Regions from separate parts of the Mus musculus genome. Here region 1 is linked to region 2. The links are chromatin loops, found by intact Hi-C in ENCODE. Cell type or tissue: left cerebral cortex. All regions are shown on one strand. Each heading gives the region's core, and the rest is flanking DNA. Links, peaks and the distances in the headings are about the cores only.

What was found. Peaks named below come from ENCODE experiments on the same cell type or tissue, not always from the same donor. Only the 100,000 strongest peaks of a DNase experiment are listed, where the experiment ranks them.
Region 1: a loop joins it to region 2, with 11 times the contacts of the local background. A loop is called at or near these places in 2 of 42 quality-filtered maps.

The regions. Positions count from the first base shown.
Region 1 is chr10:95,467,868-95,473,856 of GRCm38, reverse strand. No RefSeq gene overlaps it. Among named protein-coding and RNA genes, the nearest start is that of Mrpl42, 31 kb to the left of the region's middle. In left cerebral cortex, for the core only: no CTCF peak of the experiment used is centred there; DNase peaks (open chromatin) are centred at 1,564 and 2,597; H3K27ac peaks cover 511 bases.
Region 2 is chr10:94,684,373-94,690,361 of GRCm38, reverse strand. It overlaps Cep83 (centrosomal protein 83), which reads right to left and starts at 1,572. Exons shown (of 16, transcript NM_029852.2): 1 at 1,316-1,572. It overlaps Cep83os (centrosomal protein 83, opposite strand), which reads left to right and starts at 1,749. Exons shown (of 3, transcript NR_015524.1): 1 at 1,749-2,129. In left cerebral cortex, for the core only: no CTCF peak of the experiment used is centred there; DNase peaks (open chromatin) are centred at 2,022, 2,431, 2,885, 3,308 and 2 more places; H3K4me3 peaks cover 2,471 bases; H3K27ac peaks cover 2,140 bases.

The sequences.
Region 1 (5,989 bases), core at 569-5,568, 780 kb before region 2:
ATACTTTTAAGAAAAGAGCTGGGCAGTGTTGACACAGGCCTTTAGTTCCAGCATTTGGGAGGGAGAGGCAGGTGGATCTCTTGAGTTCAAGGCCAGCCTGGTCTATAGAGCAAGCCCCAGGAAACAGAGAAACATTGTCTCAAAAACAACCAACCAACCAAGAACAGCCAGCTTGCCAGCAGTTATTGCTTATGTTCTTCATGAAAGCCATTCTGACTTGGACCACATGAAATCACAATGTAGGAATATTTGTTTGTTTTTGAGACAGGATCTCTCATAGTGTCTGTCGGTCTCCACCCCCAAGTGCTGGGATGAAGGTGGGGGACCTTGGTCTGGCCCGTCTTCCCCACCGAGCCGTGGGGGTGGAGCATGAATATACACATTGGGATGCTTCAGTGTACTTTTTGATTTGCATTTTCTTGATGGTTAAGAATGCCAAACATTTTTTCATGTGTTTATTGCCCCCCCTTTAAAAATTTGATCAGTATCTCTTTTGTTCATCTGCCTACCAGTTGGTTGGATTACTCATTCTTTTACTGTTCTTTATATATTCTAGATATTAGCTCCTTATCAGATGAATACGATTCCTTTTTTCTTATTTTGTAGACTGTGGCTTTTTCTATTGATCGTTTTCTTTTGCTGCGTGGAGGCATTTTAATCTAGTGCCGTTTATCAGTTCTTCATCTTATTTCCTCTGCTATTGGGGTCTCATTGAGAGGGCCGGGCCGGTGAAATTGCTCAGCGGGTTAAGGCACTTACAGCTCAAACCTGGCAAACCAACTGTGCTTCCCAGAACCCACATAGAGGTGGAAGGAGAGAATCTATTCCACGGAGAGAGCTATTGTCTGCGCTGCTGTCTGCATGACCCTGTTTTCCCTCTAGTGATATAAACTCTTATAATACAAGTCTCTGTTCTTCACTCCATTACTAGGCGGTCTTATTATAAAGTGTTTACTTCCTTGGGATGAAAGCAGTGTTTCTATGGCTTGTAATTCTTACACTTGATCCTATCCCTAAAATCACAAAATAAATGGACTCCATTTCACAGGCGACAGCTCTTTAGATACTCAAAAGCATTTGTCAGATCTCATTATTATTCACCCCCCCCCCCATTATCCGTATGGCATGTTCTCCAAACCTCCCCAATTTTGGTTGCCCCTCCCCCTTTGAGCTATACATTCATTCATCCTTTTAATAGCATCTCTCTGAGAATGTGTTACCCAGAACTGAGCGCAGTTTTCTTGCTCAGGATGCTTTCATTGTGCTAATGGTGCCAGTAACACATTAAGGTTTTTAGTTTTTTTTGTTTTTTGTTTTTTTTAAGTAGTCGTGCCATCCAGCAGGTTCTCACTGAGTCATAATACCCTAAGAGGGGGTCAGAATACCAAAAGAGGCTCTAAATTTGGATGATTTTTTAATGCAAATATACTTTCTGCTCTTCTTGATTCCTCGCTGGGAAGAGAGAACATTTATTTGCATTGCTAACCGCACTGGTTTTTATTTTTGCCGTGTAATGTTAGCACACAGCTGTCGATACCCACCAAGGAAGAATTTTAGCAGGGGATGACGCATTTAGAAACCTCATTCTTGCTAAAGGGTGGATAGGGAAGGACAGATTGGAATAGGAACAAGATGGAATGTCAGAGACACCATTACGTGACGTAGTGATGAGGATGACAGCTGACAATGGTTGGGGTTAGGAAAACAGCAGAAAGGATAGGAGGAGAGGCTGGATTTCAGAGAGACAGACATAGTCATGTGAGCAGGACTTGACCACTAATCCGTACAGGAATGAACATGAGTGATGACGGATGAGACGGGGTGAGGCATACACTCACACACACAGTTACACACTCACACACTCATGTACACTCACATACTCACAATCACATACACCCACACTCACACATTCATATACATATACACTCATACACACACTCAGTTACACACTCACACTCAGTTACACCCACTCACATACAATACAATCACATACACTCACACAGTTACACACTCACACACACACATACAATCACATATACTCACACACTTACACACTCATATATACTCACACACATCCATACAATCACATACACTCACACAAGTTACACACTCATACACATATTTACAATCACATACACTCACACACACAGTTACACACTCATACATACTCACACAAGTTATACAATCACATACATACAATCACATACAATCATATACACTCACGCACAGTTATACACTCATACAATCACATAACTCACAGTCACATACATACTCACATACCCCCATGCGCACACACACACACACACACACACACACACACACACACACACACCACAGCTCTTGACATCCAGATGACCCAGCTTTGGCAGTGAGGCCTGTGTTTTCCTGTTGGGTATATGATCTTACAGCATCTGGGCAATGTCCTTGGGGCCTGTATGAAATGAGACACCCAATGTTCACTTCACGATTCACCTAGCATAGTTAAGAATAGAATTATTGTGCCAACCACAAGATGACTAACATCCCTCTCTCAGGAAAAACGATCACTGGCTACAGCTTTACCCTTGCTTTGGTTTGCCCTCCTTGGAGAACCAAGGTTTCTTAGGATTCTCAGTCATGAAATACCCCTGCTCTCTGACTATATTCAGTCTAGAGCTATGCCTGCTTCCTTAAATGCTGTACACTGTACCAGCCTAATCCCAAATGCTGTAACAGATTTCCTCACATTCTTCTGAGATACCTCAAGGTTGCCCATGCTGACTGTTCTTTTTCATTGTGTTGAGTGATAAACTCATCTTATTTAGCTCCACATGTGTTCCTGGTAGTCAGTGGTTGAAGAATATGGACATAAGGATTATTTCCTGCTAGTGAGAAGGCTGTATAGAATTATCATCTAGGAATAACAGAATAAAAGGGTAGCTCATCATCAATGTAGAGCTATTGCTTTTCTCAAATAAGGTTAATTTGTTTACATTGATATGGATTATTGTATATTGATACAGGTTTAAGGTTGTCATTGGTATAAATCTTTGTATGTTGATACAAGCCCCCGATTAAATGTCTCCTTTTATAAGGTGCCTAAGTCATGATGTTTCTTCAGAGCAATCGAGCAGTAACTGAGACATTATGTTAGTAACCACGTAGGGCAAATGTTCCATTCTGGGGGTCTTGGTGAAAACAATTTTAGCCAGCGTTTAGCTATGTTGAGAAGATGGCTAGTGGGCATCGCAGCCCATCGTGAATTTTTGGGTTAAATGGAGAAGCAGTGCAGGGGCCAGTCTTCGTCAGACTGGACTCTAGCCTCAGTTCTGCTTCTGCAAAGGTGGCCTGAGTGGGTCCTTATCGGTCGGAGGATGATATCATCGCAGTGTGATCTTTCTGTGAGACGTTGCTATTCTTGGGATGGAAGGTGGGAGAAGGGGTAGGGGAACTTTCAATTACCTTGTCAGGGTGGGAGTCAGGGCAGTCCAAGGCTGATAGGGAGATGCCCAGTCACTAATGCCCCTGCTAGAGCAGGAGGCAAATCATAGTCAGTTGTGGGTAATCTGATCCATCCCCAAATCTCCATATTTTCAGCTCATTTGTTTCTTTTCTTTTTAAAATCTGGAGATAAGATGTAGCTGTCCCTTGCTACTTTGTGACTTCTTTCTCCCACTCTTTTCTAGCCTTCTCCACACTTCCAACCCCCTAACACTAGAAAAGAAAGGACAGGAGGAAATGGGACAATGTCGTTAGACTTCCTTGGGACAAGTTTGATCTTTGTCACTGTTGGGATATCTAATTTCTTCTTTCTTCTTTGTGCATGACTACATAACAAGCCACAACCAACACCAAAAATTCAAAAAACCAACAACCCACCCTGCCTCTCAGGGCTCTAGCATTTATGTACCCCTGAAAAGTCCCCAGGATTCCAAACATACACAATTGCAGAAACTATCTGCCTCTGATAAAATCATGCCCCTGCTAGAACACGAGGCAACTCATAGTCAGTTGTTGTGGGTAATCTGACACATCTCCATTTCCACATAACTAGGATTAAAAAAATTTTTTTCTTATAATATTTCTGTTTTTTTTTTTAAAGAAACCAAAATTCCAAAATTGTTACTACAATAGGGTTTCTCTGTGTAGTGCTGGCTGTCCTAGAGCTAGCTCTATGAAGCAAGCTGTCCTTGAACTAAAAGAGATCCACCTGCCTCTGTCTCCATAGTGCTGGGATTAAAGACATGCCTCACCACTGCCGACTCTGTGTGTGTGTGTGTGTGTGTGTGTGTGTGTGTGTGTGTGTGTGTGTGTGTGTGATTCAGTTTTAAGATGAAGGCTGATTCAAAATGAATGTCAAGGCCCAGATGCCAGGCTAACCCTCTGCTCTTAGTTAGTTTGTGGGCCCAGGGAAGAAGTGATACTTTCTAGCAAACACAGTCTCTAAGTAACAGCTTCCATGCCAATACACTCACCAATAGAGGTTGAGGGGTTTCAAATGACAAGGGAAGCTGGGAAGAGCCAAGATTGCTGAAGAAGAAATAGAAAAAGAAACGAGAAGGCTGAAATCAGAGCCTCAAGAAAGAGCCCATATATTTACAAGACAGGGAAGATGTCCTAGCAGGAGGTGTCTGAGGACTCAGAATAAAGGTGATGGCCAGAAGTTGAAGGACTGAGCTTCTAGACGGGAGTGGGGTGGGAGGGGGGGGGGATATAGGCTGGATGGTTTGAGACCCAAGTGGAAGTCAGGCAAGACGAGGCTCCCCTGCAGCTGTCTGGCATGTCATCACTTTTGCGCATCCTTTCATCCTGCTGCACGATAAGCTGTGGAGACAAGCTGCCAGCCCTAGCTCTGGAATCTGCCTTTTTGTTAAGGAGTCCTGCTTCTTTTCAGGGGAAAACAGCTCTTAGAAAAGAGGATCAGCTTCCCTATTTTCTTTTAAAGAAGAATCTTCCCTGTTTTTTTTTTTTTTTGTTTTTTTTTTTTGTTTGTTTTTGTTTTTTTTAAGCTGTGATTATAGCTGGGTGTAATGCAGCATGCTATTGATCCCAGCTCTTGGGAGGCAGAGGCAGGCAGATCTCTGTGAGTTCCTGGTCTACATAGTGGTCTGCATAGTGAGTTCCAGGACAGCCAGACCTGTCTTTTTTTTTTTTTTTTTTTTTTAAAGCACTGTGGTTTATCCAATCAGAAAGGTAAGGAAGGGGAGAACGAAAATGTATGAAAATGTAAGTAACCTAGATAAAAGTGAGCAAGTAAGCAAGGGCTGGGTATAGGGCTCAGTGAGTGGAGGGCTTGCCTCAAAAGCCTGGAGGCCTGAGTTTGATGCTGAACATCACATAAGCCAAATATGGTGATCTGGGAAGAAGAAGGATCAGCAGTTCAAGGCCATTCTTAGCTACATAGCAAGATCAAAGCCAGCCACGTTGTTTGGTCCTGTTATCGTTGTTGTTGTCATCGTCGTCATCTTCTTCTTCTTCTTCTTCTTCTTCTTCTTCTTCTTCTTCTTCTTCTTCTTCTTCTCCCTCTTCTTCTCCCTCTTCTTCTCCCTCTTCTTCTCCCTCTTCTTCTCCCTCTTCTTCTCCCTCTTCTTCTCCCTCTTCTTCTCCCTCTCCCTCTCCTCCTTCTCCCCCTCCTCCCCCTCCCCCTCTCCAGGTAAAACAGAGATCAGACTAAGAGGTGAAGCTCAGTTTTAGTTTACTCTCTGAGTCTCAGAGGACCAAAGGGAACCCCCGAGGCCTCAGGGCAGGGAGAGCTTGTTTTTTAAAGAATATAGCCACCTGGGAAACATTTGGGCATCTGCCTGTGCTAAGGATTTACCCTGGCCTCTGAGCTCTCCTAATGCAATAACTTTATTAATAAAAACATCTGTGCTGACTTTGATATTGATACATCAATGTCGAGTAGCAAACTTGAGGTTTGATGTGAACATCTCTAATTCTAAGGACCCAGTTTTTCAACCTTCATTCTTTTAGGAAAGGCCCACTTCCCCTGCATCCATGTCTAGAGGAT
Region 2 (5,989 bases), core at 600-5,599:
CATACCTTGGAGCGGTTATAGCCTCATTTTCATTCTGTCCTGGAATTCAGGAGGCTGAAGCAGAGAAATTGCCAATTCAAAGCAAGTCTGGGATACAAAGCTAGACCATGTCTTTAATGCTTTCCCCACCAAACAGAACACTTAATAAAGTAAATTAAAATAAAAACTTAGTTTACCATTCAAGTTATATCACTAAGGGTTCAACAAATGTAGACCAAGGCTACTGCTAAGCCAAGGCTTAAAAACTTGTACTGTTTCACAATCTCTCAAATGTATGTAACTCTAAATTGCTATAATCTTTTTATTTAAGAATATTATTAAATACAGATTGCATACTTTATCTCATTAGAAAAGAAATACTCAAAGAGAAATACCCAGCATACTCCGGAATATGTAACAACCAAAAAGAACTCAAATCCATTTACAACTCTCCATAGTCTTGTGTGACAACAAAAACAATCAAAGTGTTCTAATAATTCTAGATAAAATTTATTTGAAATCTGACTACAAAAGGCAACAAATGTAGCCACCTATAAACTAAAAGCATAAATCTGAAGAGCTCCAACTCGCTCCAAACTCAGATTAACAGGCCACATTTACTTATGTTCTAGTTGAATATTAGACTTGTTTACGGTGATGTTGCTTGGTAACAGAAGCACGGCTTTAACAACCTACTCGGTACTTTAAATCTCAGTTTAGTACTTTATACTAACAGCCTGAACATATTATGAATTCACTACATATTTAAAAAAAAATCATCAGAACAAATTTAGCCTGATCCTCAACATGTTCGAGAAGAAAGTGGTCTGATAATTAGAAGGTAAGCAAAGACTTAAAGACACTTAAATGCCCTCTAGGGCATTTTTAAAAAGCCAAGAGTCTTTTTATCATAGTCAGAAACTGGACTAAGAACTTGCCAAAGTACCAAGCCCAAAATACACTTCCCACAGTTCAGACCTTACCTCAGCAACATCCGCAAACCTCACTGCTATGACTACCTTTAAGGACAAGGAAAATGATGACAGCGTGGCTTTTCCCCCACCAATTAACCTAGAGGTGCTTTACACTAACCCCATGACTCCGCTGGCTACCGTGCCGCAGTGCACCAAAGAGCCCCGAAAGGAGTTTCACGTGCTTTAAAAAAGAAAAAGAAAAGAAAAACCTTGCATCCAGAACTCATCTCAGGGCCTGCCTTCCTAACACCGGCTAACACTGCTTCACCAGGAAACAAAACCCGGGTCCAAGGGCGGGCGCGGAGTGCCGCAGGCTTCCAAGCAGACGCCCAGCACGCCTAAAAAGAAGAGAGGTGACTTACCAAACTCACACACGGTCCCCGCTGCTCGCCCCAGCACAGCAGCCGCGCTCGCCACCGGGAGCCCCCGGCACAGCTCCAACCACCGCCACCCACTCCGCTCTGCTCTCCCAGGCATTGGGGCCGAGGGCTCGGGACGGTCCCACCGGCTGGGGTGTGGGGCCCGGAGCGGTCCAAGCGGCCGCTGCCGCCGCGGGGCTGGAGGCGAACCGAGGAGCCGGACGGTCCGCGAGGGCACCCACGCCTCGGGAAAGGTTGAGGTAGCCCGGGAAACTCGGAGGGCTGAGAGGGCGGCGGCTGCAAGGCCGGCTCCTCCTCCGCGGCCCGCCCTCCTCGGCCGACACGCCGCCCCCTCAGCCCGCCGTCCGCCACTCCCGAGCGGACCGCGCGCGTCCCGAGCCCCGGCGAGGCGCGAGGCAGGAAGTCCCGCCTCCCCGTCCTACGTCATCAGCACCGCGCGCCGCCCAAGGTCCGAGCCGTTGGTGAGAGGAGCGGGCTGACGGTTACGCGGGTAGCTGTTGCCGCTGTGGGGGAAAAAAAAAAGTGAGGATGCCACTCTGGGACGTCCCTGTGGGCCGCACCGAAGCCCGCGAGCCCGGGGAACGGCAGATGTCACCTCACGCCCGACTCCCGGTGGGCTGAGGGACTCTGTGCCCTTGTCACACTTCCTTCTCGGAGGGCTTGGACGGTGCTCTTCGCCGCCACCTCTGTTCCCGCCCGCCTTGTCATCGTGCCTGCTGGGCGGATTTTCCGGGCTCTGGCACCCAGTCAGCCTGTGAGTGCGGAGTCGCCCCCAGCTTGCCACCAGGGAAGTCAGGTCAGGACCTCCTTCCTGCCCCAGGCCCATCCTGTAGGCCCGCCTGCTCTTAGGGGTAATATAACAGGGTGGGCTCCTGGTCTCCAGGCTGCAAACTAAATTGACACTTGGTGACAGCTTTGATAATATTTGTGACCTAAAAGCTAAGGTAAATTAGGCTTTTCGCGTTTCAGGGTGGGCGATGGGAGAAACATGCATCCCGTCTATACCCATGCTTGCTGAGTGCCTCCATACTGTGGCCTTGGATCGCCACAGTGCATTATGAAGCACAGCTTATCTTCACCTCTCATGAACATGCAGGAGATGACTAGATCCGGGCTCTGGGTAGAGTGGTAACTGAGCTGTCACCATTTTTTCTAGAAATGAGGGTGCATACTATTATGGGTAGGTTATATAAAGGAGGTATGTGGGAGACACATTCACGATCAGAATAGAGAAAGCAGAAGTCCTGTGTGTGTGAGAGACATTGACAGTAACAATTTGCTGAACAGTCCTATATCAAGTGCCGCAGCATTTTTATAGATTATCTTAATCCCTAGTTCTGTAAATTCAATTAGGCGTTACGGATTCCCCAGATCCTGAAATCAAATCAAATCATTTGTAACCAGTGGAAATATCCGTTAAAAAAATAAAATAAATTAAATAAAATAGAATCACTGGAAAGTGAGGAGAAGACTGGAGAGATGACTAACAACTGAAGAAAAACTTTATTTCTCAGAGAAGAGTAAATGCTAGATGAACATTTAAACCGTTAAAAATAGGAGAAAATCCGCAGTGGTGAGATGTCTCAGTGTTTAGAAGTGCTTGCTGCTTTCCCAAAGGACCCATATTAAGGTCCCTGAAGCCAGGTCCTGCTGCTCAAATTGGCCTGTAACTACAGCTCTCAGGATCTGATGCCTTTGGCCTCTGAGAACATCTGCACCAACTCACATAAAGACACAGATTAGTATAAATAGCAATATTTTTAAATAGAAAATCAAGGTGTATATATTAATAACCATTTGTCTTAGTGAGGGTTTCTATTCCTGGACAAAACATCACGACCAAGAAGCAAGTTGGGGAGGAAAGGGTTTAGTCAGCTTACACTTCCACCCTGCTGTTCATCACCAATGAAGCCAGGACTGGAACTCAAGCAGGTCAGGAAGCAGGAGCTGATGCAGAGGCCATGGAGGGATGTTCCTTACTGGCTTGCTCAGCCTGCTCTCTGATAGAACCAAGAGTACCAGCCCAGAAATGGCACCACCCACAAGGGGACCTACCCCTTGATCACTAATTGAGAAAATGCCTTACAGCTGGATCTCTGTGGAGGCACTTCCCCAACTGAAGCTCCTTTCTCTGTGATAACTCCAGCTGTGTCAAGTTGACACAAAACTAGCCAGTACACCTTGTGATTAGAAAGGCCTTATCCAAGTATGAAATAAACTACAATAACAAAAGTTGTAATGCATCCTCAAAAATTGAAAAAAGAACCATAGAAAAATATATTCATAACATTTGCAAAGGAAAAATATTCCCAACATACAGCTCTTAGAAAAATCACTTATAAATTTCAACACCTAAATAATAAAAATTGACAGAGAGGTGGCACGTGTTTGTAATCCCAGCACTCTAGTCACTGGGATAGGAGTTTGAGGTCATCTTGGGCATATAAGTAAGACTTTGACAAAAAGAGAAAATTGTCCAAATATGACATTCTCCAAGAAAAATACCCAATTAACAAATGAAAAGGTATCCACCTTCCAAACAGATCTTTTGCTGACCAGTATTAACAGGACTGTGGAAATACAATTCCTTTGTGACCACTAGTGTGAGGGCGATAATTGTACACCTGACTTAATATAAGCATTGTCCTCTGTCGCACTTAAAGGAAAAAAAAAAAGGATTCCTAAGGATATTGTTGACTCTCATGTTTCTATTACATACTCATGATGTATAATAGCACTAGAACAGAAGACAATTATGGTGTGTGTATACAATAGAATACTCTTGACCCATTAAAACATTCGATTGCATATGTCCATGGAATCTGGGTCATATTTGTCCAAAAGAAAAAGCAAAATACAGATCACAGTGTACAGAATATGAATGCATATATGATGGCAAATATGAGTACAAAATCTAAAAGAATATGAAGCTGCTTTTTATCTTTTGGATGTTTTAACCTTGTTTAAGTTTTTTTTAATTTGTGAATTTATTATTTTATGAAAGTGAGATCATGTTATGTTTTTTAATTATAAGATGTGCCAGGGAAAGAAGCAGCTGACTGCCGGCCTACACCAGTGTGCAACCTTGGGATCTTGGGATTTTTTGTTGTTGTATTGCCATAAATTCTACAAACTTGTAGACCTGACTACTGACTCACCACATATCTTGATTCTGACTTTTTTTCTTGAATGCCCTCCTGTATTCTCTATGTTCTTCATGATATTTTTCACCGTATCTTGTAATTCCCCCTACCCCTGGATTATTTTTGCTCTTTCTGTACATATATCTTTCTGGTATGTATTACACATTTCCTTTTTCTTATCTATCATTTGTTTATGTATTTGTAAACTCACAAACTATTCTAGTCCTAGTGCTAATAGAACTATGTTGAATTTAAAGAGATACTTGGGTTACTTATGCTAGTAATAACTAAAATGAAACAGAAACTGCCATGAGGCTGGAGAACTCACATTTGCCATTGTGTGTGAGACCCAGTGGAAGGCAAAGCAGGAGCTGACACAGAAGGAATAAAACATTCAAGTAACTCAGTACAGAACACATTGAATTTATGATCAAAACACTGACAGGGAACTCCAGGCACATACGGCTGTACTAATGAATTTCATCAATACCTTAGGTAAAGCGTTCCGGTGCTACCCTGTTTCAGAAAAACAGCAGTTTCATGAGTTCAACATAATCTTAGTACCAAAATATGCCAATAGTGTTTTATAAGAAAATCACAGACCAATATTCTTCATAAACATAGATGTTTAAATTCTTAAATATTGGCAAATCAAAGTTTGCAACATAGAAAATTAACATGACCACAGACGATGAAATGCAATACAGGACAAGAGTTCATAACATTTATGGAACAAAAATGAAAGCCATAGCCCCATAGATGCAGAAGAGTGTTTTACAAAATTCAAAACCCAAGGCCGGGCATGGTGGCACACGCCTTTAATCCCAGCACTTGGGAGGCAGAGGCAGGTGAATTTCTGAGTTCAAGGTCAGCCTGGGCTACAGAGTGAGTTCCAGGACAGCCAGGGCTACACAGAGAAACCCTGTCTCAAGAAAAAGAAAAAAAAAAAAAAAAAGTAAAACAAAATTCAAAACCCAAGGTTAAGTCACGGCAAGCTAAGAACAGAAGGGAACTCCCTCGAGGAGTTTGGTTATCTTTTGAAAACTTTGTGGTAAAATAGGAAATCGGATTGTGCTAAGATCAGGAATAGCATTAAGACAAAAGTTTCTATATCAGGTAAGGTAGCACTCACTGTAGTCTCAGCTACTTAGGAAAGCAAGGTGTGACAATGATTACTTGAGCCTTTGAGTTCAAGACCAGAGCAAGATCCTGTCTCAAAAAAGAAAAGAAAAATGTTTCCATGTTTATGCTGAGGACCTAGGAGACCCAGTAAATGTAATTAACCAAAAAGAAAGGCTATAGATTAGAAAATTCAGCTCCTGGTGTCAGAACTTGTTCCAAAGCTACAGTAAGATTGCGCCGAGAGATTACTCTGTGAATAAAGTGCCTTTTGTTGCAGAGGCATGAATCCAGCTCTGCACCACCCATGCAAACGCTCGGCACAGCAGCTCACAGCTGTCGTCCAAACGCTCATGGTTCTCAGGCAGATCCTGAGGCTCACGGAGCAGCAGAC